Regions from separate parts of the Mus musculus genome. Here all the other regions are linked to region 2. A link is a loop called in an ENCODE intact Hi-C map of the cell type or tissue named here. Cell type or tissue: heart. All regions are shown on one strand.

Region 1 (8,000 bases), 480 kb after region 2:
CTACACTTTATCTTTGCTTGTTTGATTCAAATGTTCCTCCAAATTTGTACATCTATTTTTTTGTGCTGTTTTCTATGAGGTAGTATCTTGTTAGAACCCACTGAGAATGACTGTCAGTTGACTTGGTTAAAGCCGAGTGGATCTGGCAGGACTCTTAGTTTTCCCTGGCCATCAACAGCTTGCCAAATCCTGAGGTGAATTGTATTTTCTCTGAACCCAGCTTGAAAGGGATCCTGTGTATTGACTAACGATTTGCTCCAAATAGTGGAAACCTGGATACACAAATCACTAAATATTGAAGCAGCTCTCAAAAATTCAAGAAAGGCCATGACCTTTAGGGTAGTTTGACACTTAAATATGGTAAAATAAGCTTATGTATCCTCATGTAGCTTAGACATCAACTGGCAAACATAACCTCTGAGTTCAAGAAGTCAACACAGTAAGTGGATATACAGTTCAAAGGTCACAATTGGGAAATTGTGTGTACGGATTAAAAGAAAACCCATGAAAGTTTTTAATCATGACAGTATATGACAAATGCTGGGAAATAAAGTTGAAATGATTCAGGAAGAGATATTTCTGCGTGTTGTTTAATGGTTTCCTTTATTAGTTGTCTGATACAATAGAACACAGCACACCCAATTGTTTGTCTACTTCAAACAATTTCCTTGCTTCTAAGATCATGGTTGACAGTCTGAACAAGGTTCAATGGGGATGGCCTGTCCTTGTCAGGGACATGCTATCTGCTCACTCCTGTGTCTACAGCACATTCTCAGGTTAGGTGAAAATCAGCTAGTTCCAAATGGCTTTCCATGTTTGTAGCTCACCCTGGAACGGTTGAGATGCCTCAGCTTCACTTTTTGTGCTTCTGACCCTTGTCATAGGTCAGCATTAAGAAAAAAAGAACAAAAACAAAAACAACAACAACAACAAAAAAAAACTATAAACCTTCTCAAAACCAAGGCTGTGGAACACCTAATGTCACTTCTGCCTTGCCTTAGTCAACACTGGCGCAGATTCAAAGAGCAAGGAGAGATAGCCTCACTTTTTTGGCAGGAGAGTGGCAGCAAATTATGAACATACTGATTCTTACCCATTAGTCTGTATAGAAAACCTAAAAATGTTATTCACTACTTTAATAAGACTAACAACAGAACTACAAAGAAACAGTAAACTCTTTGGTTCTGACATATGGGTTTGCACAATTGTTATCAATCCATTTTCAATCCATAAGAATCTATTATTTTATATTAAAATATGATTATTGGTCCAGAATCCACATAAATGTGAAATTCTAACACACTCATTGAATACAAATATATCTTATTTTCTGGAAGCACTGATGATTTGTATACTCAGTAAATATGCTCAAATAAAACTGGATTATCTTCCTCTGTGTCTGTTTTACAGAATTTAAAGTTGATTTTCTTATAAACATTTTCCATTTTAATGGCATAGTTATTCCCACTTTGATCAATAATACTTTCTAAAGGTAATTTAAATTAAAATATTATTAATTATTTCAAACCATTCTTGGCTATAATTCTTTAGGTTTTTCCCCTGAATATAACCAGAGATCAACTATCTTGTTTAGAAAAGAAAACACATTTTTTTTTTTACTTCCAGTATGAAGAGGTCTCCTGTCCATTTACATTCTCAGAACTCCCCTGGCTCTCATAGTGTTGATCTTTTCTTCATTGCCCAAGTGTTAGTTTCTACAGTCTTTGAAATTTACATCAGGATTGCATGGAAGAATTTTACTCTGGCAGAATTACATCTTGATTAGTTATTTTGTTGAGTGTATATTTACTCGTAGTTTCCCCTGCTGTGCTGCTTTTGGCTCCTATGTACTCCACAGCCAAGTAGAGCACAAAGTCAACACAAAACGACTGTCCAGTGGGTAAACAGTATCACTCAGGTCAATTACTGTGAACTGGGCTCAATATATGTTTGCACACATATGTGTGCATCTCTCTCTCTCTCTGTCTCTGTCTCTCTCTCTCTCTCTCTCTCTGTCTGTCTGTCTGTGTCTCTCTCTCTCTCTCTCTCTCTCTCTCTCTCGTGTGTGTGTGTGTGTGTGTGTGAAGGGGGGGAGAGAAATTGTTTTTATCATCTGAAATTAGGTATGATCTTCGCTGGGAAAGAAAAGACAAATTTCCTGGTGATAAAGTGCACATAAGGGGAAGATAATTTAAGGAGCTGAGAATTCTCAGAGGGGACAGAGAAACTGGCTGAAATGTTCAAGTTCTGATCATGCAAATGGAATCTAACAAAATAATCATTTAGAAAGAGTCTCACAATAAATTTTTTGTTCTATTTGGATTGAGCTCAGGGCCTTATAGATGCTGTGAATCCCATCTGTCCTGCAAAGGTGTGATCTTCACATTTAAAGTGATCCCCAGAATAGTGCAACACTATAGAGTCCTTTCCATATGAGACCCTTAAGTATGAAGGAAGAGACTGGTCTGCATAACTGACTTTAACCTGCTGAATATCATCTAGCAACTATATAATAAAAAAGAACATATCTCAAACTCAGTCTCTTTCTTTGTACTCCCTGTTCTGTTTCTTTATTGGCCTAACAATAGTGAAAGCCAAAATCCAGAGCAATGTGTTGATTGGGGAGAAAGGATGTGAGAGCAAAAAGAGAAGAAGAAATGGAGGAGTGTGGGATAAAGGCCTTGTAGCTGGAAATACCAAACAGAAAGATAGTGTACTTCTAGTCATATTTTTAATTGTAAAATCTGAGAAACTTTTTAATAGAATTGTGAAAACTGTTTCAAATAATTATTATTTAACATTGCAATCTGTCAGATTATATTTGCCTATGTAGGTTAGATCTTAAATGATGAAATATCTGTAAATTTTAATTGAATAATATGCAATGGCTGATTTTAAACTCATTTGCATAAAAGAGAAGATCTCACCTGAGATTTATATACACAGCACGTAGTCAAGTGATACTGTCTCCCAGTGAACAGGAATGTTCCATTCTCTAGGTGTCAACCATGCAATTATTAATCCATGGTGACATCTGCTGACAGCAGAGATCTCTGCTCTGACAATAATAAGGTAAGGTTGCTGAGAAGTTTACCAAAGCTTGAAACTTTCATGATGAAATGACTGGTTAAGTTGGTGTTGATGGCATCTGGCTGGCGTCATCCATCACCAATTCTGGGAAGCAGGGATTTCGAATGCTGCTGGTTTTATTCAATCTATTTTATGCAGCCATGCTTGACTATTCGCCACAAGACCGCAGGGTTGGTATTAGGATATATTTTGATCTCCTATAAAGATTTTCCACTTCAATAATTTGCAATCCTCCTAAAAGTCCTTAAGGCAATCGTTCATGAACTACTGCTTCCCAATGACAACATACCCAAAGATGGTCTAAAAAGTATTCCAGAAAACTATGCTGGCCTATGTAGAAGGGTAGTTAAAAGCTGGGGAGTTCTTCAAGCACACTAGGTTTTAATGTTAAAATCCTAAAACATAATCTAAGAATGATTAAGTTACTAATATTCTCCAGATTTACAAAGTACAATATATTTAGGACTAGCAGTATTTTCATGAGTAACTATTATAATTCATAGCAAGGTAAAATTATCAAGTTTCCCCAGTAGAAAAAGATCAACTTTTCACCAGCTTTGATTGAATCTGGGATTCCCTTCTAATAATCACATAATTGCTGTTTATTGAGATTAAGATAATGTGATCATCTAGTTCCCCTGTGTACAAACCAGAAGGTACCTGAGTATTTTCCTTATAGAATCTCCTTATTTTACATGTGAAGGAAATTGAAGCAGTTAATCCAATATTGATAACTGATTAAGAGTTAGATTGTGCTAAGAGCCACTTGTAGAATCCAGCCTACAAGATAGTTCCTGGTGACCTTCCCACTTGACGCTCATAACCTGAGAAACCCTTTCCCCATGTTGCATGGAGATCATTGTACATAACTCACAGATCACAATTGATTACTTTAATTCTAAGACTACAAGGCACTACAAGAATTGTCTTCTTCTGGGTGAAGCCACATGTTATAACTGATTAATACTAGAAAGAGTCCCGTTTGACATGGAACTGAGTACTACAGTCAGCCTCAAGCAACAAACTGACAGTTTCCACACCAACTATATAGATATGCCTGGATCCCCAGACTCCTGTTATATCTCACTACTGCCTGTATCCACCCATAGTAAAGTCCCTTAACTCTGAGATTCCCAACTTAATCTTAAAGCAATGTAAGGCATTATTTTTAACATTTAACCAATAGGTTTCAAAAAATTAAGGTTTAAAAGACACTATGCCCCAGCAGAGTAAGATAGTAAGACTTCCCTCAGACTGTCAGGCAGTCCTGAAAAGAGATATCATGATTAATATGAGGAAGACAGTCCATGGCTGTGACCAGCAATCAATGACCAAACAGACCTGTGGATATGCATTGGAGACAGGTACCTTCCAAACTTTAATAACTGTATAGAAATCTATCCTAGTTAGGGTTAATATTGCTGTGATGAACCACCTTGGCCAAAAGAAAGAAAGTTGAGACAGGAGCTCAAACAAAGTGGGAACCTAGAGGCATGCGATAATGCAGAAGCCATGGGACAGTGCAGATTCATAGTTTGCCCTTCAAGGCCCAGGACCACCAGCCCAGGAATAGGCACCACCCCCAATGGGCTGGGTCCTCCCACTAATTAAGAAAGTGCTGAACAGGCTTGCCAACACCCAGATGTTATGGGCATTTTCTCAACCATGATTCTCTCCTTTCCAAAGACACTGAACCATGTCAGATGGTATGCCAACTCAATATCTCTGTAAACATGTGTTTCTGCACAGGAAAGGTTCTCATATCACCTTTGATTATCAAAGCTATGCATACTGATTATTGAAGCCTATGCACTGAGCCATTAGTCTACGGCCTTATTATATTTTTGCATCCTGTGATTATTGAGTGCAGAGTCAATCTTTTTTCATTATCATTTCACAACTTTCCACATCCATTGTATAGTGGGGCCTTAACTGAAGCATGGAGTGTGAGTTTCAGTTGCACAGTTACAAGAACATCCCCACTATGGTCAGCACATTATTAGTAGCTGTCTGTATACACTCATTTGTCTTTTTATTATACATCCTCTTCCTCATGCTTGTTAGACATTTAGTGGTGACCACAGAAGAGTCAGTATGGCTGCAGCTGAGATTTATCCTCTCATTTCCTTAGTCTAACACGTGCAGAGGCTTGAAAAACTGTGGTATGACACATTTATTACCCACTTTTTTCTATGTCCCACCCCAGTGAAATTGTGTAATAATGTTTGCTTTCTTTTAGTGTTTCTCTTTGACTTTTAACAGAAGAGAAAAATTATAAACTCTAAATTAAAAAAAAAATTATCCAGCCATTAGCTACTTGGACTATATATTGTTTCAGTCCCAACAGTCATCTTGAGTCTATTGCACAGAATGAATCCTGCCTATCTTTGTAAGGTAGTTAACTATAATCTCATGTATCCTTCCTGGGAATCTATGTTGATTAACTTAATGTATTTTCTTTCCTTCAGGACCTAGGATGATGGGACCCAGTTGACCTATGTTTTCACTGATGACACTGCTAAGCATCACCTAAAAGAGAACCAAATGTGCTTACTTTAGAATATGTGAAATTATTCCACTTATTCATATAAAAAATATGTGAAGTTTCTTCTGCAGTCTTGATGAGTTATATACCCATTCCCAGAACAATGGTGGGATTCTATAGGTTCTTGGTAGTGCATTACTCATTAATTCAACAAAACTGGTTTTACTTAAAATTGTCTTTGTAAGATTACCTTGTGAAAAGTACAATATACTTGGTTTACTATTTTCTATATATTTACTACATCTAGTAGTTTTTCCAAAAGGATCCTTAAGAGATTGGTGTGCAGTCATGGGGCTGAGGGGCACATATATTGGTATGTCAAATATTTTCAAATTAAGAAATAAATAGGGGCAGTTAATGCTAGTATTTCTCAAAGTGAAAATATTTTATAACCCGAAAATTATAGATTCAACAAATTGATTTTTCATTCCAGCTATAATTTCTTTCTTACCTTGAGAACATATTCATAACTATATTTTTCAAGATACTAGTTAATACAAAATGCTTTTAAATATAAGAATGAAAGCAAGTAATTTGTCTAAGCCATATAAGTAATTTATAGACTTGCAATAATGCTTTGAAATATAAATTAGGCTTAGTAATTAAACTGTTCATGAAATTCAGTTAATATACATCCACATGTCTCTGACTTTTAGAGGTTACTCAGAGTTCTGCAAATGCTCTCCTCTCTAATCTATTCATTCCTCATGTTATACATGCACATATAAATAGTCAAAAGATGCTTCTGTTGCCTACATTAAATACATTAAATAGCCCACCATTCAGGATTATCGAATGAGAGAGATGATGACGGAGAAAATAACAGGAATTTAAGAGCTGATTTAATCTTATTACAAAGATCAGTTTCTCTAGTAGTTGAAACATAGAAAATGATTCACAATTGTGCTGACCAGCTTTATGTCTACTCGACACAAGGTAGAGTCAACTGAGAGGAGAGATCATCAATAGAGAAAAAAGCCTCCATAAGACTGACCTCTAAGCAGACAAGACTATAGGTAATTTTATTAGTGATTGACAAAGGAGGGGGGCAATCCCATTTTGGGTGATCATGATTTGGTAGTCTCGAGTCTAAAAGAAATCAGGCTAAACAAGCAATAACGATCAGTTGTAAGCAGAACCCATCCATAACCTCTGAAACTGCCCTTGTCTCCAGGTTCCTGCTTCATTTGAGTTTCTGTCTTTGGCTTCCTCAATGGACTTCAGTTGAAGATATGTATATAAGCCAAACAAACCCTTCCCTGTCTATGTTGTTGTTGGTCACGGTGCTTCATCATAGCAACAATAACCGTAACCACTACAGAAATATACCAACTTAATTTCTCCATCATCTAGCTAGTGCCTTTATAAGACTTTAATTGTACTCTGGTTATAATGGATAATTGAATCTGTCTCAGTAGGGAAAATAGACATTGGAGGCAGATGGAGGGAGGGAACTGGGTGGGAGAGGAAATGGGTATGGAATAAAGTGAGGGGAAATCAGGTTTAGGAATAGCAGGGGAAAGAGAATGGAAACCTGTAGTAGGCAGGAAGGTATCTCTAGGACATGTCAGACACCTGGGACTGGAGGTAGAGTGGGGTTGGGAGATTGTCAGGGAGTCTATAGGCATGACTAGCTGAGACTCCTACAAATGGGGGAAACAGAGCCCGAAGTAGACACCTCCAGTAGCCAGGCAAGACTCTCAGTAGAGGAATAACTACAGCAATACACCCATAAAACCTTTGGCTCAAAATGTGTCCTACCAACAGGTTTTCAGGGACGAAGATAGAGCAGAGATAAAGGGAATGGCTAACTATGACTGGCCCAAATTGAGATCCTTCCCATGGGCAAGAACCGATCCCTGACACTATTGATGATACTCTGTTATACTAGCAGACTCAAACCTAGCATAACTGTCCTCTAAGAGGTTCTACCCGGCAGCCAGTTAAAACTGATGCAGCAACCCATAACTTAACATTAGACAGATCTCCAGGAGTCCTGAGGAAAAGTAGGAGGAATAATTCAGAGATACAAAGAAGATAGAGACTCTACAGGAAAACCAATAGAATCATCTAACCTGGATTCTTGAGGGCTCCCAGAAACTGAACCACTAACCAGTAATCAGTGAGCACGGGCTGGACCTAGATCCCTAGCACAGGTATAGCAGATGAGCAGCTTGGTATTCATGCAGGTATTCCAAACAACTGCAGCAAGGGCTGTCCCTGAATCTGTTGAGTGTCTGTGGATGCCATTATCCTAATTGGGTTTCCTTTTCTGAACTCAGTAGGAGATGATGTGCTTAGTTCTGGAGAGACTTCATGTGCCATGATGGGATGGTACAAGGGGGGGGGGGGTCCGTATTCTCAA
Region 2 (8,000 bases):
AAATAGAAAAGAATCTGGGGGCTGTAATCTCTTTTTATCTACACTATCCCTCCTGTACATATCAGAGAGAAACCAGCACACATTTCCAGAGGTCAACCAGGAAGTCCGAGGTTGAACTTTTTGTCCATCAGAAATAAAGGCTGATCATCAATGAGTGTTTATTTTTCTTTCCTTTTCTTTAAAAATATAGAACAATAAAAGGAAAATCCATCTTAAAATATGACGTACTTATCTACTCAGTGTGACCCTTGACATAGATGATTTGGCCATTACATTTTTAAGATTTTCATTTTACAATGTCAACCACCTCTTGCTTGCAAAGTGTGCAAAACTGCCTAATGGAAAACAGATTTCTCCACACACTTTTTTCTTGTAGCTAGGATTGGGTGAATTCAAGTGGAAATGTTGGTTACATTTTTAGTCTTAGCTTTTTTTAGAAAGATAATTACAGAATAATTATGGACTAACTACAGAAAATAGTAAATGTTTGCCCAAGTAGAAGGAATGGCTATGTGAATTTAGTACCTGGCGGCTTTCTTTAGAACTGAATGTTATTTACACAGCGAAATGGGAAACAATTCAAGTAGAGCAACCTATGAAAGACCCCAGAAAATGAGAAGCATGTAAGTAAAAACGACAAGAAACGTTTTCTAAGGTCCTATTTTGCCTGAGAAGAAACTGAAGATAGAAGGAGAGAAGAGGCGAGCATAAAACAAAAGACTTCCTTTCTCCAGCCCCACTTTCCCTGTTTCTTTTGTCATAGGTTGTTGTGAACTCAGGCAAACATTGAAAGGTTTTCTTTTGGGGGGCGGGGGGCACTTTTGATTAATTTTATTTTTCCAGAGATAGGGGAGTAGTAGTTAAACATGCCTCTCGAGTTACAGAACAGAAGTTCAAACTTTTGAAAACAAAAGAGAGGAAAAGAAAAGAAAGAAAGAAAAAAGGCAGAAAACCAAAGTTATCCGACCTGCTGAGGCTGCTAACAAAAAAGTAAAAGGCGTTCTAAAAGCATAGCTCAGTTTCACTGTCCGGGTCGGGGTCGGTGATTGGTAGTTGAGGGAAGGCTTGTTTCGCCTATGCCGTCTAGAAGACGTTGAGCAGCACTGCTATATACAGGAGTGTAAGACGGGAGAGTTATTCTCGGGTTTATTCAGCTCAGTGAAGCTGCAGTAGCTAAAAGCCAAGTGCTCCCGACTGCACGCCGCTGGCCTAACGCGGCTCGTCCCCGCTTTCCCGGCAACCGATCTGGGAGGGAATCCTGGACTCGCAACCCGACTCCGCTCGGCGTTGATTGGCTCCTGCTCAGGACCCCGCCTCCAAGGTAGAGGCGGCCACTTCGTAGGGACCCGCCCCCCGGCCGTGGGAATCGCCGCCTAGCAGGCGGGCTGCGGCTGCCACTCAGTCGGAGTGGCGGAGGCTCTGGGTTCGTAGCCCCGCCTCCTCCCCCCTAATTGATATTATTGGAGTGTGGAGCAAGCGGCCGGTCTGCAGTCGGAGACTTGCAGGCAGCAAACACGGTGCGAACGAACCGGAGGGGGGAGAGAGAAATCAAACAGCTAAGCGTGGAGCAGACGGCCTGGGACCCAGAAGGGGATCGATGCGAGGAGCGCAATAATAACAACAATAATAACCCACTTCGGAGCAAACAGCATCTAAAGAGCTGCGACCCAACTGCAGCCTAAAAAAATCAAACCTGCTCATGCACCATGGTTGTTCAAACTCGGTTCCCTTCGTGGATTATTTTGTGTTACATCTGGCTGCTTGGCTTTGCACACACGGGGGAGGCGCAGGCTGCGAAGGAAGGTAAGGCCAGAGGAAAGCAAAGTTTGTTCTGACTTATTTATTTCGCTGTCTACCTGCACGAGCCGACGGGTCCGCGGCGCTGGCCGCCGCGCCTCCGGCGCCGGGCGACCCTCCCTCGACCCCCCGCCCCCTCCCCGCCCTCAGTTCCAATCGACCAGAGGCGACCGGCCGGGACTAGTCGGGGCCCCGGAGCTCCAAGGGGTGGCCGGGGACTGGCGCGCGCTCTGCAGCCGGGCAGCTCGGGGGGCCATGGTGGCGAGGCTGAAGGGCGAGCGAGCTCCTTTGCATCCGGCATCTCGGGTCTTCAGCTCCAACCGCCGCGTTTGCTCCTTCTCTTGCGGTCGGCCTGCCGTGGACGCCACAGTGAGAGTTGGTTCGAAACCTGGGGAGTGGAGCTCCGCGTCGCCCCCAGCCTCCCCGGAGGAGCCGAGACTTCCGTGGCTGCGAGCGCTCGGGCTCCCGCCGACTCGCTCACTGCGGCGGCGGCGGCGGCGGCGGCGGCAGCGGCGCGGGCCTGCGGTGGGCGCTCGGCTGCCGCTCGAAACAATGCGGCCGCGAGGGGAGGCAGCGCGCGGGGCTCGGGCTCGACCCGCCGCCGGGAGGACTGGCCGCAGCCGGCAGTTTGCACGGAGAGGCCACCGAGTGAGAAGTCTCCCGTCACTTGGCCCAGGTCCGGTACTCCGGGAGTCCAAGTAGCCAGTCCTGGCCTCTGGGGACGAGTTCTGGTACGCGAGGGGAGGCTTCTTTTGACCACAGGATACGCCTGTACGTGGGTATTTTTCCCTGCGTCTCCTTTGAACCATTGGCAAAAGGTAAAATACCTTTTGGTGCCTGTAGTTGGAGCTGGGGAAAAATAAATCCTGTCAAAGGAAGTGTCTTGCTGCTAAGCAGTGTCACAATACCGGTACCTCATCTGACAAGCTTGCGTTTCTAAGGTTGATTTCTTGGATACTTTAGAAGCCTGTTCGGGGGTGTGGAGGGCGAGAGATCTGTTAGATTTAGGTCATAGCAGTACTAAAGGGAGGGGGCATACTGGTCCTCGATTCTTTTATTCCTAAAACTTAAGATTTCACGCGGCTTTTCTTTATTCTCTTCGTCCACCCTTCTTCGTTAACTCAACATCCCCAACCCGGTACAGTACCCTACTTTGGAACAGCCTGACCTTCTGGCCCCACTTTGCACATCTGCAGTCTGTGTTGACGCTGAATCCATTGAGAGAAAAACGTGCCTCTGAGCTGATGGTTATGTCTGCAGGTGGACCAGCATCTGCTACACACACACATACACACACACACACACACACACACACACACACACACACACACATCAAACATACATTTCAAGCCTCTTGACTTTGGTGACCAGAAACCGACACCCTGCCACCTTGTCCCGATTCCTCCGGAATAGCGGGATCTAAGGAAAAGTTTGCCCCGCACGGCGAAGCGGCGCGCGCGAGCTCTGGCAGACTCCAGCAGGAGTTTGAGCTATAAATAACTGCATCACTAGGGGGAGAGGTGCCTGCAGCCAGCAGGCCTCTCTTGCTCTCCTCCTCCGGTGCTACGTGGAGAGGGTTCTGATTCTCGGAGCCTGAGTTCTTTAGATGCAGACAAGATGTTTAAGAGGCAGGTGGTAGGGAACGCGCCCGACTTCTCGGTGGCGACGCTCGGGGCGCTCCGGCGCGCAATCAGGCGGTGGCGTTCCCTGAGCGCTGCTACCCGGAGGTGGCCCGGGGCATCACGGCACCCAAGGAGCTTGGCCAGCAGCGCCGCGAGCAGGTGCGCGGCCTCTAGGGCAGCTGGGGTGGCGACCAACCTCCCGGGTCCCCTTTCCCGGTTCCCTAGCGCGGCAGGAGTGGCCCGGGAACGCTGAGGCTAATTGCGGCCGCTGCTCTCCATCCCGACAGTACAACCGCCGCCGCGCCCTCAGAGGAGGCGCTTCCCGAAAGCCCGTCTGTTCCTCGCGACTCCTGCCCAGGCTGGGCGCCACCCGCTCCCTGGAGTCCCAGGTCTGGAAGTGTAATGGACGCTAGGTTGGCGGGCGCAGCCGTCTGGCTGCCCCGCCCCGCCCCGCCCCGCCCTGATGCTCGGGCAGCGCTGGAGCCTCCAGGCTCACCGCAGAGCCGCGGCTCTGGACTCCCGGTAGCGGCCAGCTGCCCTGTGCCTTCTCCGGGGCGCGCAGTGAGGCTGACTCGGTACGGCAGTCCAGAGGGAAGACGGTCACGGGGCGATTGCATTCAGCACTCCAGAGCTTCCGAAAGCCTCGCCAGCTCGGTGGCCACCTTCTACTTCCTCTTGATTTGCCGGTTTCTTTGCTAAGTTGCCGGCCAGCAGGTAGCCGAGGGGAAAGGCATAGCAGGAGAGGATAATCTCAGGGTTCATTTCATTCTTAAGACTAACCCCAAAAGGTCATGTAGGTTTAAAATCCACTGGTTGTTGTCAATATAAAAGCTCCCCATCCCCCACAATAAATTCCAAAAGAGAGTTCTGTGACTTGAATTTGTTTCCTTGGGCTTCATCCCTTCTCAAGGTATTGTGAAACTATCCTTTCTCAATTGCTCTTCTGAATACACTAATCCAACGACTTACTGGTGTTCCAAGTTAGAACACAAATTGAAAATTTATAAGTGACTTGTATTTTTAATTGAAAGGGAGTCGATCCCTCTCCCCCACCCCCCCGACAATCTTAAATGCACTACACTAAAACCAGACTCCTGTTTTTGTATCTATCTGTTTCCATTTACTGGGGATAACTTTGACTCCTGGAGAAGGAACTGAGCGCATCATCTACTCTTCTTTTGTCTCTCAACACCCGTCTTCTTTACCTTTCAAAGCATAAACCTTTTAAAATTGGAGTCTGAATATGTTTCAATATTAAGAAGTTTATCTGAGTACATATTTTCAAGTCAAAATTTGAACAATTTCCTGGAGGTGACATTAAGCATATGTAAAGAATATTCACGATGATTTCTGGACCAATAGATTATTTGTGAAAATGCTGACAGTCAGGAATATTGTTTTAAAACACCAAAGCTATGTAGCTCTAAAATCAATTCGGTCAGTAAGTATTTTATAAGAATAATTATCTTAGAGTAACATCATGACCAACTGAAAGCATAATGTGTTATAACAGGTAACATTCTAATGAATTATTCCATTAATACAAATAATACTTTAATCACAATTTTCATAAATATTAATTATGTTTTTGGTAGTCTAAAGATGGAATACAACTCCTTGTAAAAGTCAGCTGGGAGCTTAACCCATCTAGAGAATAGCTAGTATGTTGAAAAATGTCCAATTTAAAATTATATATATATATATATACATATATATATATATATAATTTCAAATATATATATATTTGAAAGCTGATGGTTGTCTTGTTTAAAAGCACAGCTTGTAGATAACAGAGACTTGTTCCTCATGGTAGCATTGTTTAACATAGATTTAACATTTCTATATTCATATTGATAGAAGGCAAGGTGCTATGAGGGTTTTCCCCTTTAAATATTAAACCCCAGTTGTCAAGAGACGATAGGAAGTATCGCTGGTAGAATATTGAAAAGTGGAGCCAGGCTGAATAGTAGTGTGGGGATGATATCTTAGTAGGTTCGTGTCTTTAAATGTAGTGAACTCCCTGACTTCCAAAGATCTTGTATGTTATTACTGCACAACCATTGTACCTGAGCTTAGCTTTCTAAACTCATTTTTATGTTAGTTTCACTGGGAATATATTTTTTATACTTTAATTGAAGGTATAAACAAGTGCATGTATAATTTAATATGTTTCCCCCTCTAGAAAGTTTCCTATGCTTGTATTTTGTGGCTCTTCACTGCTTGATGCATTTATATAAGTCTTAAGTCATCAAGTAGCAATTTTATATAAAAAATAGATTTATCCTAAAATGTTTAGAGATGTGCTTAATTTTTTTTGTAACATTGAAAATAAAACTTCTCTTTTTCAGTACTATTACTGGACTCGAAAGCACAACAAACAGAATTGGAATGGATTTCCTCTCCACCCAGTGGGGTAGGTACAGACCTCATACAGTATGATCGTAGCTGGTCAGAGAAAGACAGGAAAGCTTCCCTCTGAGGGAACTATTCATGTCCATACATTAAAAATGCTTAAAACTTAACATTATTGTTTAATGTTTTGTTTTCTCATGAGATATTAGATTCTCAAAGTATAGAAAGTATACTTTGAACTTTGAGAAAGGAGAAAATAAAATAAATCAAGCCCAGAGTCTTTGAGTTCTTTCTGGGAGTCGTATCAATCATGCCTGTTTGTTCAGGTTATAAATGCTTACTAATTGCAGGGAACATTCTTTTCGCTAACTCACTTAAGCCTCTACAGTTGCCTTATGCTTCTGGGTAATGATCACCAGGTAGAACCTCTGTAATTCTTTAAAACAGTATGAAACTTGTTTTCATCTTCTAAAAATAGTTTTAACATTGTCCACAGTAGACTCCAGAGGGTAACAAAAACTGTAAAAGAATATTGAGACGTAAGATTTGCCATAAAATGTTAGCTTCTTAAAATTTGTGTTGTTATCTTACTATCTGCTGTTATTAATCAAAAATGATGGCTGAAATACATCCATATTACAGCAAAATTCAGCTGGAACGAATGGGACTTAACATTAAATAAGTCTGTCTAAATCTAAGAAGAATCTTAGTTTTTAAAACAATTTTTAATATATTCAGATAGATATATTTCTTAAGTTTAGTTCAACATCATCTTTATGAGTAGTTTCTGATGATGAGCTAGAACAAATTCTTCAATTCTGATGAAGCCAGTAGACTGTGAGAAAGAACCTCCCTTGCTACCTAAGTTTATCTTTAACACATGTGGAAATCTGGGGCTAAAGGTGCAGTAAATATGGATGAAGAAAAAAACACTTTCGACTGATTTTACCATAAGAACAAAAGTACAAAAACAAAATTATAGAATCAGTATAGCATTAACTAAAAAGTCACTGAGAAAACTTCCCATTTAATAGAATGAGAAATTTTAAGCATGCTGAAAATATTCAGAGTTTCTGTTACATTGAACTCTGAGAGATTTTCTCTGGGATTATATAGTGATTATCTGTGTTGGCCACCAGAAATTATGGTAAAGTGACAGATAATTTACCAATGTAGTCTAAAAGTCTAATGAACTAAAAGACCTCTAAATCTATTGAGGTACTTCCTTGGATGTAAAATATTTCCACTAGAAAATATACATTGTAGAAAGACGTTCATGGTTAAAATAAATAAATACCTTTCTTGCCAGTGACAGATGCAGCCCATTTTCTACAATCCATCAATTAAAGTAAATAGATTCAGAAGATGGTTTTATCTCTGAGAAGTAAACTGATAAATGATTGCAGTACTTCATCCATGTAACCTACAACATGATAAATTATGACTGTCAGTGTTATCTTGGGCTCAAATGAGCAGTTTATCAGTCCAGAGAATCTTGAGTTAAACTTTAACCATGTGTGTGTGTGTGTGTGTGTGTAAGAATCAATAATATGTGCAAGAAAATATGAACCCAAGGATTTTCATTATATGACAGATTTGTTCACATGTTCTTACATAAAGCAATATTGTTGCTGAGCAATGAGAAAATATTTTTATAATTTTATAAAAATATCATATAATATTTATAAAGAGCATTGTAAATTGAGACACCCATTCCAATTTATGTCATTCATGAAATACATTCACTCTCAAAAACTGTGTAATGAAACAATGACCTAAATATCAAATAGTGAGACCTGACTTTTCTGGCTTTCATGAAAATACACTATTTCATGGGCAACAACATTGATTTCTCATACCTGTAATGATACAGTTATATAGTTATTAAATGAGTGAATACTTGAGATTAGCCCTTCGAATGATCAGCCTTGATTTCTGTAAGCTGAAGCACGGTCCTAAGAGCACATTAAACGTTGGTGCTTTGGCTTTTTGGTAGATGTCATAACTGTTTTCTCCCTCTTTTAATAATGTCAATTGGCTTAGGAGACAGAAATATATCTATCAGTGGAGGATTTGAGATATTTTTCTTAGTTACATACAAATAGACTGTAAGTAGATAATTCAAGAAATAAATGGAAAATATGCACAGTGTTATGTAGTGAAAAAAATGTGTGTCAAGAAGCATAGTATGAGAATCAATTCTTGGCTGTTTGAGGGCCTTTGGAAACA
Region 3 (8,000 bases), 300 kb after region 2:
AGAGATTCTTAGAAGGTGGGGCTCAGATTAGTAATCCCTGCATGTTGATGCACTCAATTATAATATATTTATCTGTATAATGTAATTGTTTGTATCAGAAAGTAAACAGCAATAATATTCTAATACTCTCAAATACATATTTGACTTTCTCAGTTTACCACACTGTCCATGGTAACTACCTTGGGTCAAGGCATGTAATTTTTCACTTTGAGCTATTCTGAATTCATTATATGTAATGAATTTAAGTAGTCCTTCAACACATATTTAGCAGTCCCCACTAAGTGTCTGGCAGCATTTTCTGCTGTGAAATTCTAGTGAAAAATAAAATAAAAGGGGGTTTGTTCACTCATGGAAAACATGGTTTAAGTGACTGTCATGAGGAAGCATATTGGTAAACTCTATGCTATTTAAAACAATGAAAAAGTACAGCAAAAACAGTAAGAATGTGCTTTGGGGTGCGTGTATTTCAAATACATATGTGATGGTGTTTCAGAGAATTCTTAAGTGTTGTCTATTACTGTGATAATGATATAACTACAAAGAGAAAGTTGGGAATGAAAGGGCTTATTTTGCTTAAATATCCTGAACACACTTCAGCATTAATAAGGGAAGCCAAAGCAGGTACCAGGAGACAGGAACTGAAATGGAGGTAATACAGACTCTGCTCACTGGCTTCCTCCCCATGGCTAACTCAGCCTGTTTCTTGCACATCCTAGGAACACTTCCCAGGTAGGCTGGACACTTCCATCTCAAAGGTTAGTCAAGAAAATGCCCCCAGAAGTGTACCTACAGGACAATGTGATGGAGAAAATTGAGGTACCCTGTTTGCAGACATGTCTAGGTTTGTGTAAAGTTGAAGAAACCAACCTGCTAAGCTGAACAAAGACCTGAATGCATGCAAAAGCACAGACACGTGGTTCACTGGGAGGAAAACATTCCAGGTTATAGAAACAGTATGGTCACACATGGATTAAGGAGAGTTCAGGGAAAACAGAGTTTGGAGTCCTGTAGAAAGTGTGGACAAAGAGAAAGTGGAAGAGCCCCCTTTCAATCGTTGCTAGGAAATCAGGCTTCAAGTAAAGCAGAAACCACTGTGGGTGTTTAATAGAGTTTTGATCGTATCTGCCCCAAGCCATCTGGTCCAGATTGTTTTGTTTGGACTAATCCTGATGAAATACCTGAAGACTACTCCATTAATTCAGGTGGCGAAATGATACCTTTCCTAGGTGGGTTGGTGCTAATGTCAACGAGAAGAACATTGCTGAATATAATTTAAAGATAAAACCGAATTGTTGCTAGGAAAAGAGGAAGTTAAAGACTGAGCAAAACAGAGATGTATCATGGGTGATTTGGAGGGCTTTTTCTGGACTTTGAAGGACAGATATCTGACTTGCTAAAACAAGACTGAAAGGAGAGTAGAGAGTTTGAAGAAAAGGGTTGGAGTCTGGATCTTGATACATTAGTTTTTTGGTTTTTGGTTTTTTTTTCCCAAGTGAAAAGGTAGAGCATGACAAACCAAATAGGACTGAGCTCTAGATGTTGCCAGGAATTGTCTTTGGAGAGTTGACATCTTAAGCCTATATACTAACTAGGATGAGGATGTGGTGTGAGCAGAGAGGACTATGGGATCACTGGGATGCTGTGCTCCTCTTATGTCAGAGCCTTGAGAGATAGAAGCCAGAAATACTGTTATAGGAAGAAATAAAGTATTTCATATTGAAAAAGCTTAACCTGAAATAGAATGGATAACTATGCCCCACACAGCTGTGGGGCCATTACAGGGACATCCAGAACATGGCAAGAAATCTGACAGTCGGTGTAGACCCTGATACTACACTGCAGCTATAAACTAGCGTTTCTATGGTTTCATACCTTTATTTTTTTTTTGCTTGCTTCTATTTAATTAATTTTTATACTATATAGTCTGCTCGTATTTTCAATCTCTTCCCTGATACTCCTTACCTTCCCATTCACCCAAACTTATGTTTTTTCACTGTCTCTAAAAACAAACACACATACAAACACACACAAAACCCAAAATATTCCAATCAAAATGAATAAACAAAAAATAAGAAGACAAAAACAGAGCAAAAAAAAAAGTAAAACAAAACAAAAATGCTACAGAAAACATGGAGCCCATATAGCTGGTCAATTCTTCAGACATGACCTGAGAGAACTTCGAAGCACTTAGCCCTAAGTGGGATGTCTTCTTTAAACCCTTCCGTCAAAGCACAACATTCTATACAGAGGAGGCAGGGGGAGGATTATAATATCCGGAGTTGGTAGGTGACTCCAAGGAAGCAGAGTCTTTCAGACACAAAAGGCCCGGAGCACATATGATCTCACAGAGACTGGTGCAATAGGTCTAAGCCCTGCACAAATTCTAACTAGACAAAATCCTGGAATAGTTTGTCCATGTTAAGGTCAGTTAAAATTTGTTGGTGTTGGAGCACATTTGGGAGTTAGAAGCTTTGAAAAGTGATTAAGTGGAGAGATGGTTCTTAGAGCATGAGGTCAGATTTTGAGGTGGTAAGATTTCTGCTAGGGCAGAAATCGGTTCCTTTCCAGGAGAGCGGGTTGCTAAGAAAGAGAGCTGCCTGTGTGTTTTGTCTGTTTTACACACACCTGCTCGCTGTCTGTCACTTTCCCATGTACTGATGCCAGGTAAGTCTGTCTACCACCTCATTATGCAACATGAGGCCCTTGCCAGACACAGCACCAAATCTCTGACTTCCAGCTTATAACACAGTGAGCTAAAAGCACAAAAATTCCTTCATATATCACTCTCCTTCTGCTATTCCTTTGCGTAACAAAAGACAAAGACCAGAAAAACAGATTCTGGTTAATGCTGTGGCTGACATTTATATATGACAAAATGAGAGAAGAAATGGAGAAAGAAAGGAATACAACTTCAGTGAGAAATTTTGTTAAAAAGAAAAAAAAAAGCATCATTTTAGTAACTGGAGGAGAAATTTGGTCAAGGGTGTGGAGATTTTTCTTTTCCATGGAAGTGATTTATAACCCATTTTCTGTCCTCTATTCCCAATGCAGAAGGCATGTCTTACTGAGGGCCATTAGTGCTGACACAGTGGTCATGTGTCAATACCAGAGGAATAAATTTGGCCACAGAGTGCCAGTTTGGTCCATCATAGGAGGCTCCCTGTCCTTATACAACTAATTTATGCTAGAGTACTTTGCATTTTAAGATTAAAAAAAAAACATATATTTTAGCAATCAAAATAATTTCAGTTGAACTCGGCTAAAACATTTCAGTGGCTTTCATGTGCACCATCGTTTAAAGTCTGTGAGCTCCAGGCTATCTCACCACGATCTCTTGCCATGGTGGGTTGTATCACTGGATTTGGGAATCATGACCATGTGCCTTTCCTGATCACCTGGAGAATAACGCCTTAGCTCACGCTGGCTCTGTGCCCAAGACCCGTGGTGGCAAGCCCCTTCTGAACAAACAGCAAGAGCAACAACAGGCTAAATTTAGACTTGCCTCAATAGAGAGCGAGTTGGAAGCAGGCCTAGCAGTGGTGGGATCCTGGCTGCGTCGGGACTCACCTCTGCCAAGCTTCGATTTCCCTCAGAACGTTAATAGCTGAGCCAAGGACTCAACAGATGGAGAGTGGCCAGTGAAAGGATGGGAGAGGAAAACACGGAGGGAGGGAGAGCTTGGAGCAAGAGACAAATGCTAGCATACCCTTAGAGTCTTTAAGAACTAGCTATGTATTTTATAGAAGCCTGGAATCCTTACGTGTTAAAACTTTCTCTTGAACTGTGGCACGATTAGTTTGTCTCTTCACCAGTTCTAGGGGTGGGGTACCTGATTGTCATCCGTCCTCCTCCTTCCCAAGCAGACTTAGTTCCCTTGTCTGGAAGGAATTCTGAGAGAAACTGCTGAATGTGTCTCTGTAAGTATGGCACCGGCAGAGGCGACAACCCCAACTGCAATGTTTTAAAACCAGCATGTACCTTTTATTCATTTTATCAGGCCTGTACTTAAAGTAAAATAAAAAAAAATTTTTTTTTTTTTAGTTGTGTGTGTGTGTCTATAGTTTTTAAGTGGAAAACTATTTAGGAAGTGCACTGAGTGGCTTTAGCAAGCTCTTTCCCTTGGAAACTGGCTTTATCAGTAAATTTCTCTTATCTAACAGACTTAACTAATAACCAGATAATACTTAATGCTCCCCAACTCTAAACAAACAAAATGGCCATGCTTTTGTGTGGGTTTTATGGGGCTGAGCAGATGTCTGAAGCAGCTGACAAGACACAAAAGCACAGCACAGCAGATAACACCACCGGAGCACACTGCTCTGGAAGGTCTCCTCTCACGTTGCTCCGCCAGCAAGTTCAGGGAGTTAACAATCAAAACCGCCTCATGTATTTAAACTTTGTGCAGTGGGTCATATAAACATTCTTTGAGTTAAATGGTGTAATAGATCTAAAAAAAATCTCTTACCCGCTTTCTTTTCTCCCTCAGATTTATCACGCTGTGATATAAATACCCACAGTATTTTACAAGACAATGAACTTGGCTTTTTCTAAGGCCAGTAACTTTTGCTGATTAGTGGAAACCCAGAGAGCTGTAAAATAGCTGTTTGACACAATCTTGAAGCTTTGAGGAGTGCATCCCTGGAATATAGTTTGAATTACAGTATGATCATATTTCTTTCTTTTTTTTTTTTAAATTCACTTTACATTTCTAAAACAACAAAAAAAGAATATACATAAATATCCGTATAAATGGCAAACTATGCCAAAATCATGCATGCAAGGAAAGTGCTAATCCACCACAGATAGCTAGTCTACAATACATACAGGGTTCAGTTCTCATCTGTTTGTTTATTTCTCCTTTTCTAGCCTGCTGGGAGATGGGCCAGTTGGATGGAAGTTGGAAATGAGGGCTTGAAAGTTTTAGTAATTTCTTCATTCTTGCCTTAATACAAAATGACATCGTTGGTCGCATAGCTATTTGTTGGGCTCTTGAAAAATATTAGTTGTAGGTCTCTGGAGAGTATCATGGCTTCTAGGGAATTTTCCTCTTCCTTGTCTTCTAGTATTTTCAATCTAGACTGTGAGATGTCACCACAGCTCTGTTAACTCTACCGTGACAAATAAAACATTTTCATAATAGAAATGCTGTCTTGTGAGTCACGAGAGAAGTAACTGTATTCATGATTTTCCCTCGCCTTGTGGGCCTACCTATTACAGACCGGATTCCTCTTAAAGGAGAAGGATCCTGGGAGATGAAGACGTGGAATGTTCTGCTGGGAACCAATGGCATTCCTCTTTCCATTCCTCCCTGAAAGGCCTGAAAAGAAAGTCTCTAGTCATTTTGGCTCAACAAAGCTTGAACAATGGGTGGTGTGTGCAAAGCCTCTTTCCCACTAGACCTGCAGCGTTAGGCTGCGAGTCTATTCACAGAAGATAATGCATGGCCTCCCAGCTTAGACCAGAGCCCTCTCTATCTCTAGGCTCCTACAATTTTCTTTCTGGCATTTTAATCCTTAGCATTACCCAAGAATTAAACTCAGAAGAAAATGTTGGTGTCTCCAAGCCACAGGATGCTGCTCTTTCACTCTGTGACTTATCTTCATTTGCAATCCTGGGAGGGTCCTTGAGAGGCTGTCACCCTCCTCTGGAGCCCTGTTTATTCTGTCAGATTCTATCTGAAAGGTTTTACCCTTAATTCATCTTCATCTGTTAAAAGCAATCTTTGGGGGGGGGGGGGGGAGTTGTTTTATTTTTTTAGGTAACAATGAAGTTTTGCCCAACAAAGGATGAGATGACATTTCCAAAGAAATGTTTTATACTTGATTGTAGAGATTTTTTGTTGTTGTTGTTTAGTGATGACTGAAGTTGCCGTTAGAAATAAATGCAAACCATTTGACAGATTGGAAAGAACATGAGATGAAATTCACTGAATTTGGAGGCAAAGCTAAAATCACAAGAATTTCCAGTATGTATTTATTGGTTAAATTTTGAAGATAAGCAATCCATTGGTTAACAGAAAACAGTCCTTCCTGCTACAGTCGACAATACTGTGGCTGAGAACAGAAATGCAGAGCTCCGAGGATTTATTACTCATCTAACTTTAACTTTGTCTTTTTGGCCTATTAATACAATAATGTCCTAATTGTTCAAGGATATTGAGGAATCTCTGGGTTTGCATGCTGGCTAGGTGTTTTTATTTTTATTATTTTTATTTTATTTATTTATTTATTTATTTTTGTCAGCTTGGCACATCTGGAAGCATCTCAGAGAAGGAACCTCAATTAAGAAAATGCTTCCATAAGATCAGGTTGTAAGCAGAGAAGCCTGTAGGGACTTTTTAAAATTAGTGATTGATGGCAGAAGGCCCAGCCCATTGTGGGCCATTCCCCATCCCCTTGGCTGGTGTTCCTGGGTTCATAAGAAGCTGCCTGAGCAAGCCATAAGGAGCAAGCCAGTAAGTAGTTCCCCTCCATGGCCTTTGCATCAGCACTTGCCTCCAAGTTTCCTTCTGTTTTGAAAACTAGTCTTGGCTTCATTATCTGCTGAATTGGTGTAAGCTAAATAAGTCCTTTCCTTCCCAAGTTGGTTTGGTCCTGGAGTTTAATCACAGCAATGATAACACGAAGTATGACAGTTTATAACTGTATTTTCCCCCTGACCTTGCTTCCATTTTAGATTTGGTCTTTTTAACAGAGGAAGAAAGGTAGGTGAAATTTGTTGACTATGAAAACAAACCTAACTCCTAAGAGGATTTTTATAAAATTATTCTGGCTAGAGAACAAAAGTAGCTGATTCATGGGTATATTGGGAATTTTCTCATAATTTCATCAACAGTAGTTTTGTTTTCCTCTTGCAATGATGGCCACATTATCCTCATTAATACTGTGTCTCACCATGTAGCCCAGGCTGCCCTTGAATGCTCTGTCTTCCTCCCTCTACCTCCAGATTGCTAGAATTACAGGCGCCCACCAATGCTTCTGATCCATTAACAACAATTAATATAAAAACATGATCTGTCTACATACTGCATCTCTTTGATGTTTGGTCCCCAAAGAAACCCGAAAAGGAATGGCAGAACAACTAGCTTCATGTGTCTTAAATGTTTTCATGTGAAATATCAGGACTTGTTTCTTGATTGTTACTTGCCTTGCTTTTCGTAGGAGATTTGTCTTGGTTACGCATAAAAGAAGCTAAAGTGAAAATAGTTCAGTTTCTCAAAATGGAACATATTGACTCCAGTGATTACAAACTCCCAGGATGAAGCTTGTAGGTAGACTGCCAGATGCCAGCATCTCTCACCATCCCACAAACACTCCAAAACTATGGACCGCCAGCTTAGTGTCTTAACTGTCTTCAGACCCCCATTATTGACCTCCTTTGTGGATCAAGCGTTCCTTTAGAATACAACTGCAGAAAGAGACCTATGTTATCTGGATTCTTTAGTGATGTTCCATCCCATTTAAAATAAAGTTAGTATTCTAGCAAGACCCTTGATGAACTTTCTACTGATCTTCCTCCTGGTTGCATCTTTTATTATTTTCTTTTTTTTTAATTAGGTATTTTCCTTGTTTATATTTCCAATGCTATCCCAAAAGTCCTCCATACCAACCCCCCCAATCCCCTACCCACCCACTCCCCCTTTTTGGCCCTGGCGTTATTTTCTATCAGATCATGCTGCTCCAGGAATACCAGTATCCTTGTTTACCTATCCTACCTTATCATGGTCCTGCCTCATCACCCAATTCTCTTCCTGCCTTCACTGCTTCACATGCTTTGCCTGTTATAGCTTGGTCATTTTGTCTCCACACTATAGAAAACTGTACATAACTCATTTCTGACCTCTTCTTTACTTAGTTTTTCTACTTAACACTACTTACTTAGTTTCCCATCTCTTTAGTTAAGGCTCTATGTTAGAAATGGGGCCCATCACAGAGTAGAGGCTCAATACATAGCTCTAGAAGAAATGAATGATAGTAAGAGAAGAGGCATCAGAGACTACT

What was found. A loop is a pair of places that touch in the nucleus more often than their neighbours do. Peaks named below come from ENCODE experiments on the same cell type or tissue, not always from the same donor. Only the 100,000 strongest peaks of a DNase experiment are listed, where the experiment ranks them.
Region 1: it touches region 2 in a loop (4-fold over the local background); 4 of 42 quality-filtered maps call a loop at or near these places.
Region 3: it touches region 2 in a loop (2.5-fold over the local background); 3 of 42 quality-filtered maps call a loop at or near these places.

The regions. Positions count from the first base shown.
Region 1 is chr4:29,288,845-29,296,844 of GRCm38, forward strand. No RefSeq gene overlaps it. Among named protein-coding and RNA genes, the nearest start is that of Gm52716, 200 kb to the left of the region's middle. In heart, a CTCF peak has its summit at 3,051 (motif pointing left); no DNase peak of the experiment used is centred here.
Region 2 is chr4:28,811,678-28,819,677 of GRCm38, forward strand. Epha7 (Eph receptor A7) reads left to right here and starts at 1,454. Exons shown (of 17, transcript NM_010141.4): 1 at 1,454-1,803; 2 at 5,768-5,832. The coding sequence starts at 1,707. In heart, a CTCF peak has its summit at 3,317; DNase peaks (open chromatin) are centred at 1,334, 2,084, 3,314, 3,764 and 1 weaker place; H3K4me3 peaks cover 4,638 bases; H3K27ac peaks cover 4,257 bases.
Region 3 is chr4:29,114,567-29,122,566 of GRCm38, forward strand. No RefSeq gene overlaps it. Among named protein-coding and RNA genes, the nearest start is that of Gm52716, 26 kb to the left of the region's middle. In heart, no CTCF peak of the experiment used is centred here; a DNase peak (open chromatin) is centred at 3,535; H3K27ac peaks cover 2,012 bases.